Regions from separate parts of the Homo sapiens genome. Here region 2 is linked to region 1. The links are chromatin contacts, found by Hi-C or POLR2A ChIA-PET in ENCODE. All regions are on one chromosome and are shown on one strand. Each heading gives the region's core, a stretch centred on a gene start or an enhancer-like site at or near the end of the contact. The rest is flanking DNA. Distances are from core to core; before and after follow the strand shown. Region 1 holds the start of KRAS (KRAS proto-oncogene, GTPase). Region 2 holds the start of SSPN-AS1 (SSPN antisense RNA 1).

Region 1 (2,700 bases), core at 133-2,632:
GCGCCATTGCACTCCAGCCTGGGCAACAGAGCGAGACTGTGTCTCAAAAAAAAAAAAAAAAAGGAGATGCACATGTTTAAGTCTATTTCAGGCGGTTAGCTGGTGGATTGCTACAATTCCTCTGTAAGTTTAAAAAATCATGTAAGTGCTGTTTTGGAGTACTGTAATAACTCTTGAGATGTAGAACACATCTGCAAAATGAGGGTAGTATAAAAGAGACGAGGGGATGAGGGTAATACATAAGAAATAGGGGAAAGGACAAGAACAGGTAAATTAAACTTCAAGTACTATTTTTGCTATTGCTGTCTACACTCAACTAGCAAGGAAAAAGCCTTGCTTCTGCTCTGCGGGTTTTCTTCGGGTTTAACTTGACCAAGCAAAACAGACCATCTGGGATTAACTTTTTCCTTTTCACTGTAGGTCACAGGCTCTACGTGTAGGGTGTTGGCCACCTGTTCTTCCACCATCTCTACCTCCACCTCCTCCTTTGTGGCCACAGCAATGTCACAGCCCATACATGGGGGAGGGGAGCATTCAGGAACTCGGAGGCAGATGCATTTTTTTCCAAACACAATAACCTCAAACAGTGGTCTCTAAGCACTTTCCTATGCTCTTCCAAAACGTGACCTCCCCTCTTACTCACACATCCCCTACACACGGAAAAGGACCACTATCCGTCCAGCCTGCGCTCGAGGGAGAAGTTTATACCTTCGTCCTAGAGATGCCAAATGCAGCAGGGAAGGCTGGACCGAGGCAGCCGAGTGCTGGAAAGGGAGGCAAGAGGTGCGGGAGCGGGGAGAGGGGGAGGGGAGGCCGGGGCGCCGCGGGAGTAACCTCCACCGCACCCCACCGCTCCGAGGGGCAGCCGGCCCGGCCCGAGTTTCTCCCCAGAAGCCTCCAGCCGCGGCTCTCGGGGAGGAGGAAGGAAGGGGTTCCCCGTCCAGGAAGCAGCACCAGCGGCGACCGCCTCCAGCCTCACCCTCCTCAGCCCCGCACCGCCCATTCCTCACTCCCCGCGCCGCCGCGTCCGCGCGCCTCCCCCCTGCAGACCCCTCTCACCCAGCCCGCCCCGACCCCGCGCCCGCGCCCCCCACCCGCCCCTCCGGGGACCCCTAATTCATTCACTCGCCGCCGGCCCCGCCCGGCGCCGGCAAAGAGGGTCGGGACCCGGGCAGGGGCCCAGGAGGGGTGGTCCGCTCCGTACCTCTCTCCCGCACCTGGGAGCCGCTGAGCCTCTGGCCCCGCCGCCGCCTTCAGTGCCTGCGCCGCGCTCGCTCCCAGTCCGAAATGGCGGGGGCCGGGAGTACTGGCCGAGCCGCCGCCACCTTCGCCGCCGCCACTGCCGCCGCCGCTGCTGCCTCCGCCGCCGCGGCCGCCGCCTAGGAAAATCGAGCTCCGAGCACACCGATGAGTTCGGGGCCGGGCGGCCGCAGAGGGCAGAGCTATCGATGCGTTCCGCGCTCGATTCTTCTTCAGACGGGCGTACGAGAGGGAGCGGCTGAGGGCGGTGTGGGAAGAGGGAAGAGGGGGAGGCAGCGAGCGCCGGCGGGGAGAAGGAGGGGGCCGGGCCGGGCCGGCGGGGGAGGAGCGGGGGCCGGGCCGGCGGAGGAAGGGGTGGCTGGGGCGGTCTAGGGTGGCGAGCCGGGCCGGCTGGAGAGCGGGTCTGGGCGGCGCCTTGGCGGGAGGAGGGACTGCCGGACCCACGCGGCGGCCCGCCCCCTGCCTAGCCGCAAGGCTGTCCCCGCAGCCGCCAATTCTGACCCGGAGCGGGACCGGACCGCGGCGGGCTGTGCGGATGCCACCAGGGAGACGCCGCGAGCGGCCACGCCGCCCCGCTGACCGGTCTCCACAGAGAAGCTGCGAAGAGCACCCCGCCACCCTCAGGGTCGGCCTATACTGGCGCGCATCCATTTACTATCATTGACTGCATGTAAATAAACAAGCAGTCACCAAAAGTGGGAGGCGACTTCGGGGACTTAGGGAGACCGGGCGGACGATTTCCCACACCGGGGCTGTCTGATCGCCGCCCCGATTATTATCAGCCTCAGCACTTGGGCTGGGAATTTAGCCCCAGGCCCAAACAAACACGACAGACCCTTTCAACGCTAATCTTCTCGGGTCAGGAGGCTTGTGATATTTTGCTATCTTTCTTGATATTTTGAACCCATCACAAGGTCTCTAAACAGGGACTTCGCTTATACCCAGGGCCCCTGAAATCACAAACAAAAGACAACTGTTTTTAAGTAGAGATGGCCTTGGTAGTTTAGACCTGAGGAGAGTCATTCAAACATTAATTAGAAGACAGATTAATCAGTTAAAGTTCGTGGAGTTAAGACATTAAACAATGGGGCAATTAAACATGCTAGCATACCCGGAGTCTGTGTTGATAAACTACCTAGAAATGTATCTTGGGAGAGTCTTGAGGATTGAGGGCTGGAAAAGCAGCGCCTGTACCTGATAGGATCGCCCCTCCTCCGAGACTTTCAGTTCCATTCCTCTAGTCCACATCATAAACCACCAATAAAGCTGAATTTAAATCCCAGCTATTATGTCTGTTAACCAAGGCTTTACATCAACTGTCATCCTTTCCTTTCTACTCTTACACGGGCTGTAATCTGCAAGGTTTATTCCAGTCTCCCCCTCCTAGCGCCAGGTGGAAGGGGCAGAAGAGAAAAGTGAAAGACAGGGAAGGGGAGAAAA
Region 2 (2,700 bases), core at 47-2,546, 1.0 Mb after region 1:
TGTAGAAGCTACTAGTCCCAGGTAGCCACTGAGCATTTGAATGGCTAGTCTGAACCGGGGTGTGCTGTGGTTGTAAAACACATGCAGGATTTCAAAGACTTGGTACCAAAAAAAAAAGAATGTAAAAAATCTCATTAATACATTTTTTATTGAGGGCATGCTGAAGTAATAATAGTTTGGATAGATCAGGTCCAATAAAAAATACTATTAAAAGTAATCCCATTTGTTTTGTTTTACTTTTTAAAATATGACTATAAGAAAATTCAGAATTACGCAGTGGCGTACATTCATGACTTTCTAAATTATAATTGTATTGAACAGCAATGGTTTCTATTGTTTTGCTAAATGCCTTTTCAAGGCTATCTGGATCATTGGAGACAGGTCAGAACTCCTAACTAAGTGCTCTCTCCTTTCCACCATCCCCACATGATTCATTTACATGGAGAGGTAATTGACAGATAGAAGCTTACATTAACATCCTTGGGGAGTTTCCTTTAATTTAATGGGATAAGAGGAAAGAACTTGCAGACAAAGGTAAAGGTGGGGTAGGATTAGGCCCATGGATGATCTTCCTAATGACTTTTGTTATCTAGAGCATTGACTTAGAAGCACCAACTTAGAAACAAGAAGGGCTGAGTCTAGAGCCTTTGACAATTACTCTCTCTCCTTGCGTAAGTCACTAGACTTCCTGGGTCTCATTTTTCTTATCTGTAAAGTGAGGAGATAAGTTCACAGCACCCAAAGTCGTCTTCAGCTCTGGAATTCCATGACTCACCATTTTTGTCTTCACCCATATTCTTCAGTGCTAGCAAATACTTTTTGATATAGTGTTCCTGCATTTATTTCTTTTAACTTCTTGATCACCCTCTTCTCCTAAAACCCAACTTCAGCTAAGATAAGTAGGATTGGGAAGGGAAGATTATTTCGAAGACAACTGCAAGTCACTCCTCTTTACTCTTGACCCCAACAGCAGTGAAAGATGAGCTGTGTGCTCTTACCTCTAGCTCAGTAAAGGAGGACCAGGAGGAGGAAGACGGCAAGGAGGGAATGAAGGGGGAGGAAGCAGAGAGATGGGGAAAGAAGAGGAAAAAGATGAAGAAATAAGAAGAAAATGGGTTTTAGCAATGCATACCTGAAGGGATGATGAGCCTGGACTCTCTGGACTCCTAGATTATGAACTCCTGCAGTGGACCATGTCCTATTTTTTGGAGGCGTTGGGGGGAATTGTCTTACGCAGCACCCAAGCACACTGCTATGCAATGGACCACAGATAGGAAGCAAGCACTGCATTTGGCTCACTGAGTTTGTAGCCCCTGCCTTTTATAGCCAGCAAGTTGATAATAATTGTGAGAGTGAAGGCAGATGAAACACACAGTACTCAGAGTGAGATGTCAAACAACAAATTTACTGAGCTTTTTACCTTCCTTCTGAGCCCCTATGAAGCAGAAAACACCCAGACATTGTTTTAAGTTAGGGAGTTTCCAGCTTTGCAAGTGAACTCCCTGGCGGAGGGCCAGGCCTGCCGTCAGCTCGTGGGAGCGAGCAGCATTCTCGGGGTTGTGTTGGAAGTTCCAAGCGTATGATGCATTTATGGCAGGATGGAGCTGGTACCTATAGGTTTAGGGTTTAATTTTTGTTCTAGAACGTACTTCCTCTCTGAATTGCCGCATGTGCTGAGACGCTGGTTGTGCTGTTTCCTTCTGAAGCCCTCTCTGTTTTAAGTGTTGCCTCGAAAGGAATGATGAGGCGAGAAGCTTGTCTCAGGCCCCAACCACACCTGGCAGCCCTGAGGGGAGAGCAGTGTGAGGGGACATGGCTCTGTGGCCCACAGTAACCCATTGTCTTCCCTTCACGTGGGCTTCGCAGAGGGCAGAAGGGACTGGCACTGCTTTGAAAGGCAGTGTGAACTCAACCTCTCCCGCCCACACCAGGGACACCAACCTTTGGGGTTAGCTTAGCCAGCAACCAAAGAACATTTAATTAAAACATACTTTTTAGAAAGGAAGAAAAGAGGCCAACACAAAATAGCTATTTAAAATGCCAGATTTCTGGAAAATCAGAAGAGAGTAAAGCTGGAGCAAATTCTCCGGTGGTGGTGGTCAGGGGGTTGCAGTCAGGACTCCTTCAGGGCCATTATCCTGCTGCTTCTGGTGTCCAGTACCTGCCTCTCAGAAGACAGAACACAAAACCAAGCTCTACCAAAGCCAATAACCAAGTATCAAATACTGTGAATCAGGGTTCCTTTTGGAAGTGTCCACTGAGGCCCTCTCAGCCAGAACACAAAATTCATTTCCCTTAATATCCTGCAGGCATATGGATAAACTGCTCCTTTGGCAGTTTCTTAACTGAATGGGGGCTGATGGAGCCCAGCCAGGCTCCAGGTAAATGAGACTGTAAAGTGGGGCTCAAAGAAAATGTCCTCTGGGTTGCGCATGCTCTGTTGACACAGGGCTGGTTAAAATGTCCTGGAGTGGGAGGTCCAGGTCCAGGTCACTTCCTTACTAGTGCCTCAGGGAGACTCTCCCTTCTCACCAGGGCTTATGGTCCTTTGTATTTTTCTCACAGAACTGAGGATCCCAGCCCTCCCATCTCCATCCATGCTCAGGGATTGTAGTGGGGGAAGAAGGACCTCCCTTTCTGCGTGTCCCCTCACTTGTCTTCTGAGAGCTACCTGTAAAAGAGACAGGCTTTGAGCTACAA

What was found. Hi-C counts contacts between places; a loop is a spot of excess contacts on that map. ChIA-PET counts read pairs that join two places held with the same protein, here RNA polymerase II (POLR2A). Pooled maps may share reads with other maps.
Region 2: a map of ascending aorta shows a loop between it and region 1 (2.4-fold over the local background). The contact joins the promoter of SSPN-AS1 here to the promoter of KRAS in region 1. A Hi-C loop is called at or near these places in 1 of 168 maps with a recorded cell type or tissue (ascending aorta) and 3 of 50 pooled maps. POLR2A ChIA-PET finds 5 or more read pairs at or near these places in 1 of 52 experiments (GM10248).

What each region holds. Positions count from the first base shown.
Region 1 is chr12:25,249,547-25,252,246 of GRCh38, forward strand. It overlaps KRAS (KRAS proto-oncogene, GTPase), which reads right to left and starts at 1,383. Exons shown (of 5, transcript NM_004985.5): 1 at 1,205-1,383. RefSeq lists silencers at 984-1,033, 1,094-1,943.
Region 2 is chr12:26,270,531-26,273,230 of GRCh38, forward strand. SSPN-AS1 (SSPN antisense RNA 1) reads right to left here and starts at 1,297. Exons shown (of 4, transcript NR_187469.1): 1 at 1,133-1,297. All of the region lies in intron 1 of LOC105369705 (a long non-coding RNA gene), which reads left to right. RefSeq lists an enhancer at 1,439-1,658.